Linked DNA regions of Homo sapiens: region 1 is linked to region 2. Evidence: chromatin loops called from intact Hi-C (ENCODE). Cell type or tissue: PC-9. All regions are shown on one strand. Region 1 overlaps ASCC2 (activating signal cointegrator 1 complex subunit 2). Region 2 has its middle 18 kb from the start of CABP7-DT.

What was found. A loop is a pair of places that touch in the nucleus more often than their neighbours do. Peaks named below come from ENCODE experiments on the same cell type or tissue, not always from the same donor. Only the 100,000 strongest peaks of a DNase experiment are listed, where the experiment ranks them.
Region 1: it touches region 2 in a loop (4-fold over the local background); 1 of 110 quality-filtered maps calls a loop at or near these places.

Annotation. Positions count from the first base shown.
Region 1 is chr22:29,796,614-29,801,613 of GRCh38, forward strand. It overlaps ASCC2 (activating signal cointegrator 1 complex subunit 2), which reads right to left. Exons shown (of 20, transcript NM_032204.5): 15 at 4,378-4,497. Among named protein-coding and RNA genes, the nearest start is that of UQCR10, 32 kb to the left of the region's middle. RefSeq lists enhancers at 2,076-2,576, 2,577-3,077, 3,969-4,964. In PC-9, no CTCF peak of the experiment used is centred here; DNase peaks (open chromatin) are centred at 2,368 and 2,828; H3K4me3 peaks cover 1,476 bases; H3K27ac peaks cover 5,000 bases.
Region 2 is chr22:29,699,021-29,704,020 of GRCh38, forward strand. No RefSeq gene overlaps it. Among named protein-coding and RNA genes, the nearest start is that of CABP7-DT, 18 kb to the right of the region's middle. In PC-9, CTCF peaks have their summits at 2,472 and 3,455; DNase peaks (open chromatin) are centred at 2,661 and 3,181; H3K4me3 peaks cover 660 bases; H3K27ac peaks cover 3,600 bases.

The DNA.
Region 1 (5,000 bases), 98 kb after region 2:
AGAAATCTTTCACATCCACCAGGGAAGGGGCCTGTGACTGTGACCTTGGCCCTGTACCTGGCTTTCTATGCTAAGCTGAAAAAGAGGTAGAGAGGAAGAAAAAGGAGCCCAAGCTTGTTCAGGTGGTAGGTGCCACTGGTAGGAGCACACCCATGCATTTGACACATATTTCCTAAGGGCCTAATAGGTTCCAGGACCTGTGCTGGGCCAGGAGACTGAGGAAGAATGAGAGGCATCACCATCCTTTCTGCTACACCTTCGGCTTCTGGTCCATCCCATCCCTGGTTCTGTGCAGTGGGGCAGTTCTTTCATGCTGTGTGGCCTCTGGTTATGTGGCTCCCTGGCAGGGCCAGGCAGAGAAGCATGGCAAGCTCCACCCACCCTAGCTATGCCCTGGAAGAAGACACAGGTAGGGACAGTGAAGCCCGGGCACCTGGGCAGCTTGTCCAGGGAGATGCAACCTTGGCCCCAGACCTCATTTGGAGCCAGAAAGGAAAAAGAAAAATCAGGACCAAAGCCAGCTGGGAAAAGATGCATCAGAGGCCAGAACTTCAGTCAAGCCTGGAAACACAGGCAATGGTGGCTGCAGAGACCCTCTGGAGCAGGTAGCTTCCTCAGCCTCCAAGATGGGAGCAAGCCCTGGGAATATGCAGGTGCCCCTGAAACCTCGCCACCTTTCCCTTCCTCATCTCCTCAAGCCTGTCCTTCAAGGCCCAATTCAAACTGGTCCTTAGCAGGGTGACTCCTGCCTTTGAACTTCTAAAGAGCCTGTGGAAGCAACAGACTCCTACTTTTCCAGGTGAAGAATCAGGGGATCCAGAGAGGCAGAGCAACCCTCTTAAGGTCACACAGCTACTAAGAGCAAAGCCAGGGCCAGACACAGGTCTCCTGATTCAGGTCTGCTTTGCCACTTCCTGGGCTGTGTGACCACAGGCAAGTCCCTTAACCTCGCTAAGTCTCAGTTCCTTCTCTTGGCACCCACTTCCCAGGGCTGATGTGAGAAAGAAATGACATGTCGAAGCAGATCCAGCACTTTCTGGGCTCAACAAAGTGAATCCTGTTTCTTTTACTACAGGACTTTTCAGAGCCTTAATGTGCTCTGCGACTCCCCAAAAGGCAGACCAAGGGCACAGACACTTAAAATAAAATTTTAATTATTATTATTTTTTGAGACAGGGTTTCACTCTTGTTGCCCAGGATGGCGTGCAATGGTGTGATCCTGGCTCACTGCAACCTCCACCTCCCAGGTTCAAATGATTCTCCTGCCTCAGCCTCCCGAGTAACTGAGATTACAGATGCCTGCCACCATGCCCAGCTAGTTTTTTGTATTTTTAGTAGAGATGGGGTTTCACCATGTTGGCCAGGTTGGTTTTGAACTCCTGACCTCAGGTGATCCACCCACCTTGGCCTCCCAAAGTGCAGGGATTACAGCCACCACGCCCAGCCGGCACAGATATTTTTAGAACACATGTTGTCTTCCAGGGCACCATGGAATGGTCCAAAGGGATTAGGGGACCCTGCCTCTTGCCCACTGACTCCTTCACTGGCTATGATATACCTGTAGCACATGTATTGATGTCTCCACAACAGCCATGCTGCACCTCACCCATTCTCCAAACAGACCCTACATTTTCTTTAGGTCTTTCTACCTTTCCGTTTCACCCTGGAGCTCCAGGCCTGCACCCTGTGAGTTGGTTTTCCTGATGAGATATGAGGGGTATTGGAGACTTCTGGGAAAGGTATCCTAGGCTCTAGGAGAGACACAGGAAGACCTGGTCTGGACTATCTCCTGGCACTGTCATGTCTGGAAGCCATAGTAGAAACAGCTGCAGCCCCTCTGCAGCCTCAAAGGAAGTAGCCTGACCACGAAGTGAGGCCCCAAGAGACTGGAAAGATACATTCTGGATGATAGGTCAACCAAGCCTAGACGGCCCTACCTTACACCGCCTTGTCATGCAAGGGAACAGATTTCCTTACTACTTAAGCACTGAGTACAGCCTATCTGATTCAACAACGAACACATTTTAACTCCACTACCATCTGCAGCGTCCTACCTAATTTCTCATGGGATTAGGACATGTGTCCCTGCCGAAGTTCCTGTGTACCCCACCCCAGCACCTCCCACTCTGTCCTTACTTGTTTAATGGTCTTTCTTATGATCATTTGAGGGCAAGGCCGGGTATCCAGCTCACCCTGTTTCCCTGGTGTCTAGCATAGGATCTGGTGCTACTAAATCTCTTAATAAATATTTGCTGAATGAATAAATAATGAACACATGAATGGAGGCTTTGCCTCTTTGCAATCTGCAGCCCCTGGGCTACCCAGCACAGTGAGTCTCTCTGCGTGCCAGCCCAGAGGGCCCCAGGAACAAGGGCACAGTGTTCCAGAAACCTGGCCACCTCAATGCCAGCCACTCTGCTGACCCTGACAGCTGGGACCAGCCCCTTGGCAAATGCTCGTAGGTGACTTATGACCTAGGTGGGGTGAGATGAGACTTTACAATACCATGGGCCCTGGACAAAACCACAGATCAAGGTGAAAGGCCATATCCAGAGATGGCTAATCTCTGTGGGGAACTTACCAATCAGGCTTCCTGGATTGGAGCAGGGGGCCAGGCTTCTCGCCAGCCTGGAGGACCCCTTGTCTGCCCCTTGCCCACCGCTGGAGCTACAGAGGGCCATGCTGGCCTGGAATAGCGGCCACTGATCCAGGATAACATCTTTGGCCTGGGATCTGGGGGTGTTGCAATGTGTATGACTAAGCAGTTTGCAAGTGCTTCCTGTCCAGCCAGCCAGACGGCTTTGTAGTTGCCCTGCGCCAGTTCCCCAAGCCCTCAGCCAGCCAAGCTTTTAGCAGTGGACAGCCCTAGGGAGGGGTAACAGCACAGGGCCCTAACTGAAGAAGCAGCTGGCATTTCCGCCACTGGGGCTCCTACCACAGGAACAAGGCTGGCTGGTCTCCTCCCTCTCTGAACCTCACGGTCCCCATTCACGTGATGGTGAAAGAGCAGCCTGTACTTGTAAAGAAGTCCCCTGATTTCTAGATTCCATGCAGAACTTTGGGGGACTAGAATACATCTTATTTTGCTGTTCTCTACTTGGATGTTGTACTCTTTACCATGACATCCAACTCTCTGTCCCTCTGATGGGTCATCATTCCAACGCTGGGTGAACTCTCTTATTTTTTTTTCTTGAGACAGGTTCTTACTGTGTCACCCAGGCTGGAGTACAGTGGCACGATCACAGCTCATTGCAGCCTTGACCTCCTGGGCTTAAGTGATCTTACTGCCTCAGCCTCCAGAGTAGCTGGAACTATAGGCGTGTGCCAGCACACCCGGCTAATTTTTGTATTTTTTGTATATATGGGGTTTCGCTATGTTGCCCAGGCTGGTCTCGAACTCCTGGACTCAAGTGATCCACCTGCCTTGGCCTCCCAAAGTGCTGGGACTAGGCATGAGCCGCTGCACCCAGCCCTGATCTTTTCAAAACATAAAATATGCTGGCTTTGTCGGTTCATGGGACCCTTTGCTGTGCTCACTATGGCCTCGGGACCACTGTCCCTGTTGCTCTGCTTGGGAAGCTTCTCCTTCCCTCCTTTGCAGAAGTGACCCCTCCTCACCCTTTAGCTCTCGGTCCCATGTCATGTTCTCAGAGGAGCCTTCTTGACTGGGGTGAAGCCCTACCAAAGGCTCAGAATTCTGTGCACCTCCAGCTTGTAGTATTTGTTATACCTGCAATTTGATGTTGCTTGTTTGATGAGTTGATTAATGCAAACTCCACGTGGGCAGGGGCCGTGTCTGTTTCACTCCCCACTATATCCCCAGAACCTAATTAATCCAGAGCCTAGAATGCTGTAAGTATTAGACAAATATTTGTTGAATAAATGGATAAATCATGAACGGAATTTTCAATGCCAAAAAAGTAGGAAGGACATAAACTAAAAATAAATAGAAAGGCCTTAAAGTGGAATATGTTCACCTTCTGAAAAGCTCATTCAAAGTCCTTAATTTTCTCACAGCCTGGGGAAAATCAGGTCAAAGAGTGGTTTCTGGGAAGCACTGTCCACCAGTGATTTGATGGTTAACACATTAAAAGATGTAAGAAGAAGGGAAGAGGGGGATAGTTTTGGCCCTTCTGGCCTTTTGCTATCAACAGGGGGGATTCACTAACAGCCTCCCTGCACAGAGTCAGAACCTGAAGCCTGATCAGTAGAGAACCTGCTCCTAACCACTGGGGGTGCACAGGTCTAGGGTTGTGAAGGGATCCCTGTGCTGATACTCCATGGCCAATTCTGCGAAGATGGAGCCCTTGGTTTCCCTGTGTCCTCTCTGCACTTCCAGAGTTGGGGTATCGGAACCCCATGGCCCACTGCACTCACCTCTTGCCCTTGTGCACCCGGCTCAGGTCTACTGAGTCCCTGCTGAACACATCAAACTCGTCATTCTGGAAGACGTTGTGGCGAGACGTCAGCAGGGGTGTAGGGTCTGGTTTCATTTCTCTGGGTGGGGGACACAGAGATCAATTTAAGGGGGCCCTGCCAGCTGATGCAATCTGCACCCCACTTCCCCCTGCTGTATTAAATCCATCGGATTTTTCAGTTCCCTTCAACAGGCACTCCTAGGACACAATCTCAAAACCTTGAAGAGGGAGATAAGCTGCTGCCTGATCTGGCCTCTGCCTGGGTATGCAGCCACACCTCAAACAAAGCTCCCCCTCATTCTCTGCATGCCATTCACACAGGGTTTCCTTCTGTTTCTTAAAAGCGCTATCCCACATTTAATGCTCGTAATAGTCGCATAAGATCAGTAGTCACAGATCACTCAACCTCATTGTGCCTCAGAGGCTGAGGAACTTGTCCAAAGGCACAAAGCTAATTTCTCAAGTTAACAAGTGATTGGTAAACATCACTTGCTCATGGAAGAAACACCCTTTCGGGCACTGGTTCCTGCTGTCCCATGGGGCCTTCAGGGCAGCAGTGGGCCAAATAAATGGTAGGTGTGA
Region 2 (5,000 bases):
GAGTAAATGAGGCGCAGCCACTGTCAGGGCTATGTGACATTTGCACTTGAAGTTGGAAATCACCACTGCAGAGCTTATAGTTTGGGTTTTGCTTCTGTTTTCTTAAGCAACAAAAGTCCTTTATTAAGACCAAAACTTCTATAGGATAACTCTGTCCCGAAGCACTGCAGCCCCAGTTGGAGAGTCAGACAGCACAGTGTGGCTGCCGGGACTTCTAAGGGACCCACTCGACACACTTGTCAGGACATACTTCAGGTTTCCATTGCACAAGCCAGTGAGGAAAACAGCCTATCAAAATACACAACGTCTTTCCAAAATGTTTTGAGTTATACATAACTTGTGTTTGTTTTTTTTTTTAGAAAGATGTTTGAAGTGGATAAACTAAAGAATATGAAAAGTTTTTTCTTTTTTCTTTTTTTTTTGAGACAGAGTCTCACTGTGTCACCCAGGCTGGAGTGCAGTGGCCTGATCTCAGGTCACTGCAACCTCTGCCTCCCCGGTTCAAGTGATTCTGCTGCCTCAGCGTCCTGAGTAGCTGGGATTACAGGCACCTGCCACCATGCCAAGCTAATTTTTTTGTATTTTTAGTAGAGACGGGGTTTCACCATGTTGGCCAGGCTGGTCTCGAACTCCTGACCTCAAGCAATCTGCCCGCCTCGGCCTCCCAAAGTGCTGGGATTACAGGCGTGAGCCACCGTGTCCGGCAAGAATATGAAAAGTTTTAACAATTTGTTGTTAGCTTTGAATATATAGAATTGGTCAACCTGGGCCACATAGAGAGACCCCGTGTCTACAAAAAAATTTAAAAATTAGCCAGGTGTGGCTGCACCTATAGGCCCAGCTTTTTGGGAGGCTGAGGTGGGAAGATCACTTAAACCTGGGAGTGTGAGGCTGTAGTGAGTCAAGATCATGCCACTACCCTCCAGCCTGGGTAACAGCGAGACTGTCTCAAAAAAAAAAAAAAGTGACAGAGTGAGACCATCTCAAAAAAAAAAGGTAACTAATTAGACTTTTTATTAGATGAATAATATAAACTCATTTTGCAAATGTAGATTGTTATTTTTAGTAATTGGAAGCAGTTTGATTTCCTCCGTAGTCTAAGCCAAAGAAAGCACTTTGAAAAATATTGGTCATTTAAAGCCGTCCAGGCAATATTTTTACCTAACCTTTCTATTAAAGACAACCCGACGCCCCCCCACCCCCACCAAAATAGTAAATGGGACCTGAGGTCAGAGGTCCCCGCTAAGTAGAGTTAGAATTACTAATACCAGAGTTCCAATGACTGATTCTAATGGTATTTTGGTATCGAGGAGATCAGTTGAATTCTTTGCTGTTTTTTCTAGTCTGTAGTGACCCTGCTGTAAATGCAAAGCGGGGGGGCCAGACCTCAGTGCTTCACTGTGGCATTTGCCGCCAGTCCCATCGGAGCCCCAAGTGGCTCATTCTGGCCTCCCTGCTAGCACTTCATTCTTTGCCTTTGGTCCTCGCCTGAGTGGGGAGTTCCTGACAGCTGTTCCCCAGGGCTGCCTACCCCAGAAGCCTTCGTGTGGCAGAGAGGATAAGGAGCCACCCACATATAATGAAGAGTTGGCAGTGAAACTCTGGGGGGAAAGGTATTGGCGAGAAGACTGCTGTGACTGTATCTAGTCCAATTTCTTAGCCGTCTGGGGAAGAGAAAGTCGGGCACCCGCATGTTCTCCGTCTCCCTTTCAGACAGCCCAGGCAGCGTCATCTCCAGCAGAGAGAGGGAGGCCAAGGGCTCCTCTCCCCCTCCCCTGCCAGGCCGTGTGGGGCTCCCTGGCAGCCTGTCATTACTGCATTATGGCAGGATCCTAGCCACAGCCCCAGCTCCGGTAGGGAGACCGCAGCTCGCTTCCAGAGAGATGGCTCTGGACCTCTGCGCCGTGATGGGAGCACCTGGGGAAAATTACAGGGCCGTTAATCTGCCCAGCAAGGACTCGAGCTGACTCGGAGAGGAACCCCCGCCGTGTCCTCTCCTGGTTTCCACTTGATGCCCATTTCTCACCAACTTGGCCCCAGAATAGCACCTGGCATTTTGCCTCTGAGCTGAAATCAAGACTTCTCTTGAAGGGCTCCGCAGTGGGAGCAGCCAGAGGCATCTCGCCCCTCCCCTAAGCCACACTTGCCCAGGGCAGAGAGGTGGAGGGCACCTGGCTCTTCCTTCCCCACAAGGGCCAGACCTTCCACCCCCTGTGAAGACAGTTGACAGTGAGGCCTCTGGGTACCCGGGGGATGTTGTCAGGATAACGTGAAAAACAGGAACAAAATGCACTCAGGTTTCTAAGAAAAGGGGTGTGGACCTGTCGCAGTGTTACCGTAACTTACAAGTAATAGACGCAGCTGGCCTGAAGAAAGGTGAAATCTCTACCATTAGCTGCAGGGGGAGCTGGGGAAACGGCACAGCTGAGAGGCTAAGAGCCCTCCCTGCCTCAGAACACAGACAAACCTGCGTTCCTGCTAGGCCACTGACCAGCCATGTGAGCCTACGTAAATTGTCCAGTCTATTGGGCACTGCAGTTTTCTTCACCTGTAAAATGGGAATTTTATAGGGTTTTGTGGGGATTACGAATGCCCAGAAAGCTCTAAGCACCTTGCCTAGATGTGAGTCACCACTTGGTACACGGTGGCTTTTTTTCTGATACTTCTTTTGGGGGCAGAGGGCAAGAGGAAGCAAAGGAAAGAGCCATAGTGACTCAGGGGATGTCACAGCTCAGAGGGATCAGGCCCACTCACGGCTCCCCTGTGGCCTCCATCCCCTCCACCTGCACCCTGAGCTTAATGAGCCTGCAGCTGGTCTGTTTGTCCAAGCCCATGTTTGCCCAGTGCCAGCTGCAAAGCCCGGGAAATGATAGATAACTCCGGGCTGGAGCTGCCTGCGAAGGATGTTCTCATTTTGTCCCATTAATACTGGCTGCTCAGGTCAATAATTGACTGGAGGCTCAGGGTGGGAGAGAACCAGGTGGGCCACACTGTGCACATGAGCTCTTCCCTGAGCCTGTGAGTACCTGGGCTGTAAAAACCCAACTGCAGACGCCAGGGAGGCACGGGAGTGACCTAATTTTCTCTTATCAGGCATAAGGAAGAAGTCCCATGGAGCCTTGCCCATTTCTGATATAAATAATGTCATTCCCCATCTGCCTGCTCAGGGAGGAAGGGGCAGCCTTTGATCTGAAGGAATTAAGTCGGTAAACAAAGCAAAGAAGGCTGCTGAGGTGTCCCAGGCAGGCACCTGCTGTGCCATTTACCCTGAGAGAGAGAGAGAGGAGTTAAATTTGGAGGAGTGGAGTGGACCGACAGGGACAGCCCAGCCTCAGGCCGGCCCTCCCCGGATCTCTGAAGTCTCCCTTTATCCCCAGCTGAGCCAGGCAGCGCCTCCCCAGGAACCCTGGCACACCCCTGCTGTGGCAAGCTGCGCATGGTGTCTCCATCCTCCCCAGCAGGGGCCCTCCTTGGGCCCTGGGGATTTTCAGCAGAGGATAATTCCCAGGGAATATATCTGAGAAAGTCAAGTGCTCTGGGATGAGCAGATTAGCCTGGAGCCCGGGGCTGGAGAGGAGCTCCACTCTGGGAGGACAGGGCCCTGTCTGTCCCAGCAGAAGGCAGCTCAATGGTCCAGCCTGCGCTTCAGGCCAGCTGGCTGTGGGCTCTGATCCCCTGCAGCTCTCCGCCTGTTGCTGTGTGGCCTTGAGTAAGTCCCTTCCACTCTCTGGGCTTCCATGCCTTGGCTATAGAAGGTCAGGTTTGGACCAGCAGAACTCGAGGCCCCCTTAGGTTCCAACTCCACAGACTGGTCCCCCGAGGTCCTCCAAGGCCATGTCAAGCCAGCTTCACCTTCCAAGGAGCCAAAATGGGAGTGACTGGCCCAGGATACCGCAGGAGTGGCTATGGCTACAGCCATGGCCGGGAGCCGGAGTGGAACCAGGTGCCCTGCAGGGACCCCAGCCTGGGGCCTGTGTTAGAGCTCCCACCACATCCCTCCTTTCTCTTGGACCCACTATCCTCTGGCACAAATTCGGGAGGGGCCACCATGCTGCCAGCCCCCGAGCTCAAGTGAAAGGCAGCAGGCGCCAGGGCGGGGATTGGCATGGCCACTCTGGGTTTTCCTCTTGAGCAACCAGGCCCAGCGCCTGTCAGCCCGGGTGGCAGAGGGGGGTGGCAGGAGCCGCAGCGTCGGCCGGGCCTGCTGTGACAGTTGCTCTGCCCCGAAACCCATGGGACCTCCCTTCTTTGCCCACGCCTTCATCCTTCCCCCTCCTCACTCGCCAGCCTTCCGCACCCAGCCCGAGTTCCTGAGTTCCTGAGGCTGAATCTATTAAGTCCTTCATATTAACCAGCAAAGGGGGAAACAACCCTCTTTCATCTTAACTGGAGTGAATTTGCATTAACACCTGGGGAGTTTTGTTTGCCTTGAGAAGGCGCATTGCTATTCTGAGCCGCACATGCTGTGGGGTTAGTGCAGTATCCTATTCTTTTATTAATACGGCTTTCCTCTCCTCCCTCCTCTTTTCCCATGGAAGGGGGAGAGCGGCTGGGGATGCCAGGGCTCCCCACATCACGTAGGAAGGGCCCCTGGAAATGCCAAGTTGGGAGAGCAGCTCCCAGCTGGGGCAGATTCTTCCCCTCAGAAGGTGGTGGGGGCAGCTCCCAGCCCCAGTCCAGAGTCCCCTCCCTGCTGTGTCCAGTGCATGCTGTGTGTAGGGTGGAGAACCCTGCAAGGCAGGGCTCAGGGAAACACCCCACCCTCAGGAGCTCCTCAGGGCAGGGAAGGTATGGGGAGGGGGACACCAGGGGGCCAAGAGCTGTGGATACTCAAGGATGACCTCCACTGGGCTCAGGGGCCCCGTGAGGTCTCTCCCCCAGCGTTACAGGGGAGCCTGACTTGGTGGCTGCTGTGTGTCTGCCCCAAGCGTGCTGCTTCTGACCCTCCGGTGACAGGACTGGTATTAGCCACCTTCGGTCCTGTCCAGGCTGGAGCACAT